2 separate regions of the Homo sapiens genome follow, and region 2 is linked to region 1. A link is a loop called in an ENCODE intact Hi-C map of the cell type or tissue named here. Cell type or tissue: mammary epithelial cell. All regions are shown on one strand. Links, peaks and the distances in the headings refer to the core of each region. The heading gives the core; the rest is flanking DNA.

Region 1 (2,926 bases), core at 174-2,673:
TAGGCATTTCCTCAGAGACAGAGGAAAAGTCACCCGCAGATTTTTATGTGAGGGCTGATAAGTGGCACCAAAGAAGGCTACACACAAATGACCATGTCCTTGTAGAGATGTGGTGAAATGAACCAGAAAAGGAAGCCAATTCCCTTCTTCTGCCTAGATTTGTTTTCTTTGGCCTACTTGAGGCTTACTGAGGTAATATACAAGCTCAAAGAGATAAACTTTTGGTATCTCTTTTAGGAAACCCATTTTTCATGTCTTTTTCCAGAAATCATCCCTTTATGAGACTGGAAACTCTTTTCTGCTATCTTTTGCCTATCAAAGAAGAGAAGATTAAGATTTTCTCCTGGGTAATATACAGCATTACAGAAAGTTTCTGAAGCTCTTTGAGTTTTTTGGAAAATAGCATTAAGAGAAGTTTATTTTCATTCATGTTTTCATTCATCTTTTCAAGATGCTAAAAGTAGGGCATTTGTTTCTCTACTTTGTACACAAAGGTCTCCTGTCTTTGTGTCTTTCCTCACTCATTTCCTTTTCTCTGTCTCCCCACCCCTCCCCACCCCCTCACCCGGCCCCAGCTGGCAACATCTTCTTATATCTTCTTTGTTCCCTTCCTAACTTCCACCTTGGTGTATTCTTCCATATGGCTTCATATGCTTCAAATAAAAGCCCATTGTCCATCTGACAAGTCACTTTTCTCCTGTCTTTTATATTCCTCCTCATGAGTCACATCCCTTGGAAGCCCATCTTCCTTTCAGAGTGTCTTTCTTTCTAAACCACTTCAGATCCTGAAATGATGAAGATAATCACAACAATGCCACATTTTCCTGACTTCTTTGTCACGTAAATGGTCTCAGAAAACTTCCTTTCCAAAATTTTCCATTCTTTTCCTTTTATGACGTCTTTTGAGGGACTGTTGTGATGAACAAAAGCACATTTATTTATAAAATACATGGACGAGTCAGAAGGAGCCTGTAATATATCAGAACACAGATGCAGTGAGAAAGACCCAGAATAAGCTTGCCCACTGCTGAGGGGAGAGAGACCCACTGCAGATTTCCACCTAACTGAAGACAGAGCAGATAGCAAAGCCACCAAGAGCACTACCTCTGGAATACACAGATCTGGGTTTGAGTCCCAGTTTCAACATTTTCTAGCATGTTAATCCTGCAAAGCCTCAGATTCCACTTCTATAAAATGGGAATCATAATATGACTCATGGCCTTGTTTGGAGGTTTAGTTCAGACAATATACGTGAAATGCCCAGCAAGGTGCCTGCTATACACACTGAATGTTCAATAAGTGGGAATTATGATTATTAGATGCAGAAAGAGCATCCAGGGGATAGGTAGAGGTTTAGGGAGGCAGACAGTGGCACACAACCCAACACAAAGTACTAGGCATGAGAAACAGAGGGAGGCGGTTCTCCACTCACCGGGAGGACAACCAAGTGGCCAGGAGGAATCCTGGGAACAGGCAGGTTACTGGGAGTGACTCAGGCATCCCTGGGTAGGGGCCAGGTCTTACAAGGCAGAAACCCATAAATCAAGAAGTTGAGATCTTGGCCAGATGAGTTTTAGGGATGCCTTAATACTGAGTTCTTTCTGAGTCAGGCCAGGTTTGGTTTCAAGACTAGGAAGGGCTGGTAGGTCTCAGTAGTCAGCTGTGTAGCCCCTTTTCTTATAAGTCTAACAGAACTATTTCTTTATTGCACATGGTAAACATGCAAACAGGAAATTATCCTAAAAGGAATCACTGAGAGATGGCAGTTCAAATTTTCTCCAAGGTAGTTGTGTTTGAAAAAGACTCTTTCCTCAGACCTAATGTTCTTAGGTATTAATATCCTGCTCTACCTAACAACATCCAGGACTTTCTTTCCTTTGTATCTTGTTTGCCTGAGCAACACTCTGCAAACCTTCCTTCTGGATCTGCCTGCTGGTTTTACCCCCCAGTCCAAGAGTTTAAGGCTGTTCCCTTACATTAGATTTAATTCAATTACTCTTTTTTTCTGATTCGGAAACATCAATATAAAAAACTAATATAATTTATGTCTCTTCAAGTGTAATTATTTCTATTAATGTGATGGAGAAGCAACATCTTTTTAAAATACACATATTTAGTATACCGAGTTTTCAAGAGCTTAGTTTTGGTGGCAAATAAATGAATACCAAGTCATAATGTATATTTTTTAAATTTGATATGTGTGTAGCTACATCAAAACAATATTTGATTAAACTATACTCTGGAATATAAACTGACTTGTGGTGAGTTAATATATTAATGAGGTGTTTTGAAGACTTCTTATGCCATATAGATGTTGTATTAGTTGATTCCTGATTGTCTTGAATTTTGCAACAGGCATCTAATCTGTTGGTGGTTGTTGTTGTTGTTTTATAGCCTCCAAAAAACCTCTTCTACCAGGCCCTTCCTGGACACATTGGTCACTCCATAAATACTGTGGATAGATTAGCAAAACTTGAACTGTATATCCATAATGATTCACTTTTTTATTTTGCATCAATTTACTGGCAAAATTTGAGGGATTATCAACTTGGCTTTTACAAATAACAGGGAATAGCCAAGTTGATAGGGGAAGTGCTGAAAAATCCATGAAACAGACCGGGACTAGGTAAGGGCAGAGAAGGAATGAGGGATTTTGCTGGCCCAAAAGGCTCAGGTGTTTCTCTACAACTGCATATGGGGCAGACAAGTTGTCCAGGCACTCAATAGCTGTCATCTACAGACTTAAGAGTAGAAAGTTTGTTTTCAGGAAGTGGCTAGTGGAATTTCCCAACTGCAGACAGATAATCTAGAAGGTGGGGCAACTGAAGAGTTGCTAATAGCCTCTGACTATGTTAGGGAGTGTCTATAAATCAGGCCATTCTTCAGAAGGGGGCATTGGGGGCGGGTCCTAAGTAGCATCTCAGGA
Region 2 (2,926 bases), core at 110-2,609, 220 kb after region 1:
TCTGCCCCTAAGATAACCTCCTCCGTAGGCCATAGAGAAGATTATCCAAGGTTTCTGCAGTAAGCAGAGTTCTAGGGTAAGGAACTAAGTTATTCTCCAGTTCTGTATTTTAATAATTGTAAACTCTACAATGATAATGATGTTATAGATGACGTTGGCTCAGCATTTCTCCTGTAGTACCTTCTGGTTTTATAGAAAAAACCATATGATTAGTTATGGCCCTCTAGAATTGAGAAATTGAGACATTGAAGTCCTCTGTAATCAATAAGATGGGAGTTATAGAGCCCCGTTCCATCAGACCTGTGCAAAGACCCTTTTTTATACAAACACTTCTAACCATGATCCAGTCATTCGGTGGTCCACCTTCCCCTCCCTCTGAATAGGCTGTGTATATAAACAATGATCCTTTATCGAACCAGTATCGAAAATAAGACATCACCAGCTCAGATTCTTCCATGAATCTGAGCTTGTAGTTTTCAGTGAATTTAATACACTGGTTCTGTTGAAGTAACATATCCCATATAGGAATTCATTTAGTTTCCACAAGGATCTATCTTGCAGCCCATCCAGAGGGACAGGGTCTTAACTCCCACCCCGATAATGCATTCTTCTAGTGACTTCTTTATGGAATGTTTGCTATGGACAAAGCCTTGATGGGCGAGAAGCTAAATTAGGCATGAGACCTGCCTCAAACAGTCATTGAGTTTTCTAAGAGTGGTATTATAGGGAAGTTATCACAAAAGGAGTAAACATTCAGATTATTTTTGTAGTATATGATTTTTAAACATACTTTTCAAATCAAAATGTTTTATTTAAATTTTTCTGAAAATTTTCTGATATATATATATATATATATATATATATATATATATATATATATATATATATATATATATAAACAATTCAAACACTCCAGTGCTATGTAGAATAAAAGGTGAATATGTTTCTTTTTCCTATCACTTTCTAGACTCTTTTCTGCATTTACATACATATGAGCCTAGATACTTTATAGGACCTACAATGGTTAATGAGTAGGTTCTGTGAAATTTTAAACAAATGAAATTCCACGTAAAAGAATAGGAAACCTCTAATAATAGTTGAGCTTCTTAAAATTTTCATTACCCAATAACGTTTAGCAAACAGCCTAAGAGGAAATCTCTGGTGTCAGAGTCTCCAATAGGAGGTGTTGTATTGAATGCTTTACATACTTCATAATTAAAAAAGCTAATATGAAACACAAGTATTTGCCAGGAAACATTCCATAGTGATTAGAACATTCTGCCAGGGCCCTAAAGGACTGTACATGGCACGACAGTCTATAGACATGTTGCTTTTCCTTTCACAATTTCTTGTGGAATGTGCACTCCGGGCGCCTTCACTGCAAACCCTCAGGCTTTATTTACCTAGGCTTGTAATGGTCAGACAGTGTGGACATTGCACAGGTAATGCTTCAAAAATGAGGCTGTAACAAGGGATTTTAGATAATTTGGAATCAATCTCCCAAATTACCTAATGACTACAATTTAGTTCTATTATATGGTATGTGTCATAATTCAGTCATTACTCTAAAAGCAGTTTCCTTTTTCTCCTTATTCCCTTTAGAGTATAAATGAAATATGACAGAAGTCCCAGATGAGCTCTGCTTTTAACTGAACTGCCTATTGCATTATAAAAATTTCAAAATGAAAGCATTTTAGTAGGCATATAATCTAATATTTCATTTTATAGACAAATTAAGACCTGGAGAGGTTAGGAAGCTTGTCTAAGGTTATAAGGGTAATTCCTGTAAAACTTGGGCTGAGCCCCCGGGATTCCTCACTACCAGATTCCTATTCCTTTTATTGCCACATTCTACCTCCGTGTTATGAAAGAGAGCTTTGTTAGATGGCATAAAGGACCGTGGAGTTGTGTTCCGTGTTTGTCACTGGATGATTTCTCCTGTGTCCCATAGGTTATGCGTTCAGCGAAGATGGTGAATATTTTGCCTATGGTCTGAGTGCCAGTGGCTCAGACTGGGTGACAATCAAGTTCATGAAAGTTGATGGTGCCAAAGAGCTTCCAGATGTGCTTGAAAGAGTCAAGTTCAGCTGTATGGCCTGGACCCATGATGGGAAGGGAATGTTCTACAACTCATACCCTCAACAGGATGGAAAAAGTGATGGTGAGTGAAGACTTCAGATGAAGCACATTTTTCACAAAATGAAGTGTGACTTCAAGTGACTGAAAAGAGATGCTGAACCCTACATAGAGGTTGTGTGGTCCAGAACCATGTTTCCTCAAAGGATGTTGTATCAGTTGGCTTTGCTGTGTAATAGACCCCACCAAAATGTAGTAGCTTAGAATAATAAACATTTGTTTTTGCTATGAGCCTATGGGTTGGCCAGGTAGTTCTTCTGGCCTTGGCTGAGTTCTAACATGTATCTGTGGTCAGCTGCAGGTTAGTTGGTTCATCTTGGCTTGGCTCTTTTACATTTCTGGGCCCTCAGCTGGGACGACTAGCAGACTAGCCTGGGCTTGCTCACATGGCAACTCAGTAGAATTGCAAGACGGGGAGCTGAATGACACAGCCTTCTTAATGCCTAGGCTTGCTCCTGGCACGTCAGATTTGCTGCATTCTGTTGGCTAAAGCAAGCCAGAGGGCCAGCCCCTTTTCAATGGGTGGAGAAATAGATACAGGGAACTGCGGAAAAATGAGATCATTATTACAATCAATCAGTCCCTTATAGATGTGTTATATCTCCTAAGGAGATTATGGAGAAGGTGAATTTTTAAACCGAACCAAGCTATTTGATTATGTTGAGTGATTATAAAACTTTACTGCTACAGTAATCGCATATTCTCCTCTGATCAGAAGTTATAGGTCACCTGTTGGTTGCCATTTATCTTGATACTTTTCTCCTTGTTACTTTCTGGACACACCTTTATT

What was found. Peaks named below come from ENCODE experiments on the same cell type or tissue, not always from the same donor. Only the 100,000 strongest peaks of a DNase experiment are listed, where the experiment ranks them.
Region 2: it touches region 1 in a loop (8-fold over the local background); 1 of 110 quality-filtered maps calls a loop at or near these places.

Annotation. Positions count from the first base shown.
Region 1 is chr6:105,591,114-105,594,039 of GRCh38, reverse strand. No RefSeq gene overlaps it. Among named protein-coding and RNA genes, the nearest start is that of LINC02836, 40 kb to the left of the region's middle. In mammary epithelial cell, for the core only: no CTCF peak of the experiment used is centred there; DNase peaks (open chromatin) are centred at 699 and 1,529; H3K27ac peaks cover 2,500 bases.
Region 2 is chr6:105,372,604-105,375,529 of GRCh38, reverse strand. PREP (prolyl endopeptidase) reads left to right here. Exons shown (of 15, transcript NM_002726.5): 5 at 1,952-2,161. Among named protein-coding and RNA genes, the nearest start is that of PREP, 29 kb to the left of the region's middle. In mammary epithelial cell, for the core only: a CTCF peak has its summit at 1,183; DNase peaks (open chromatin) are centred at 1,349 and 2,519; H3K27ac peaks cover 2,270 bases.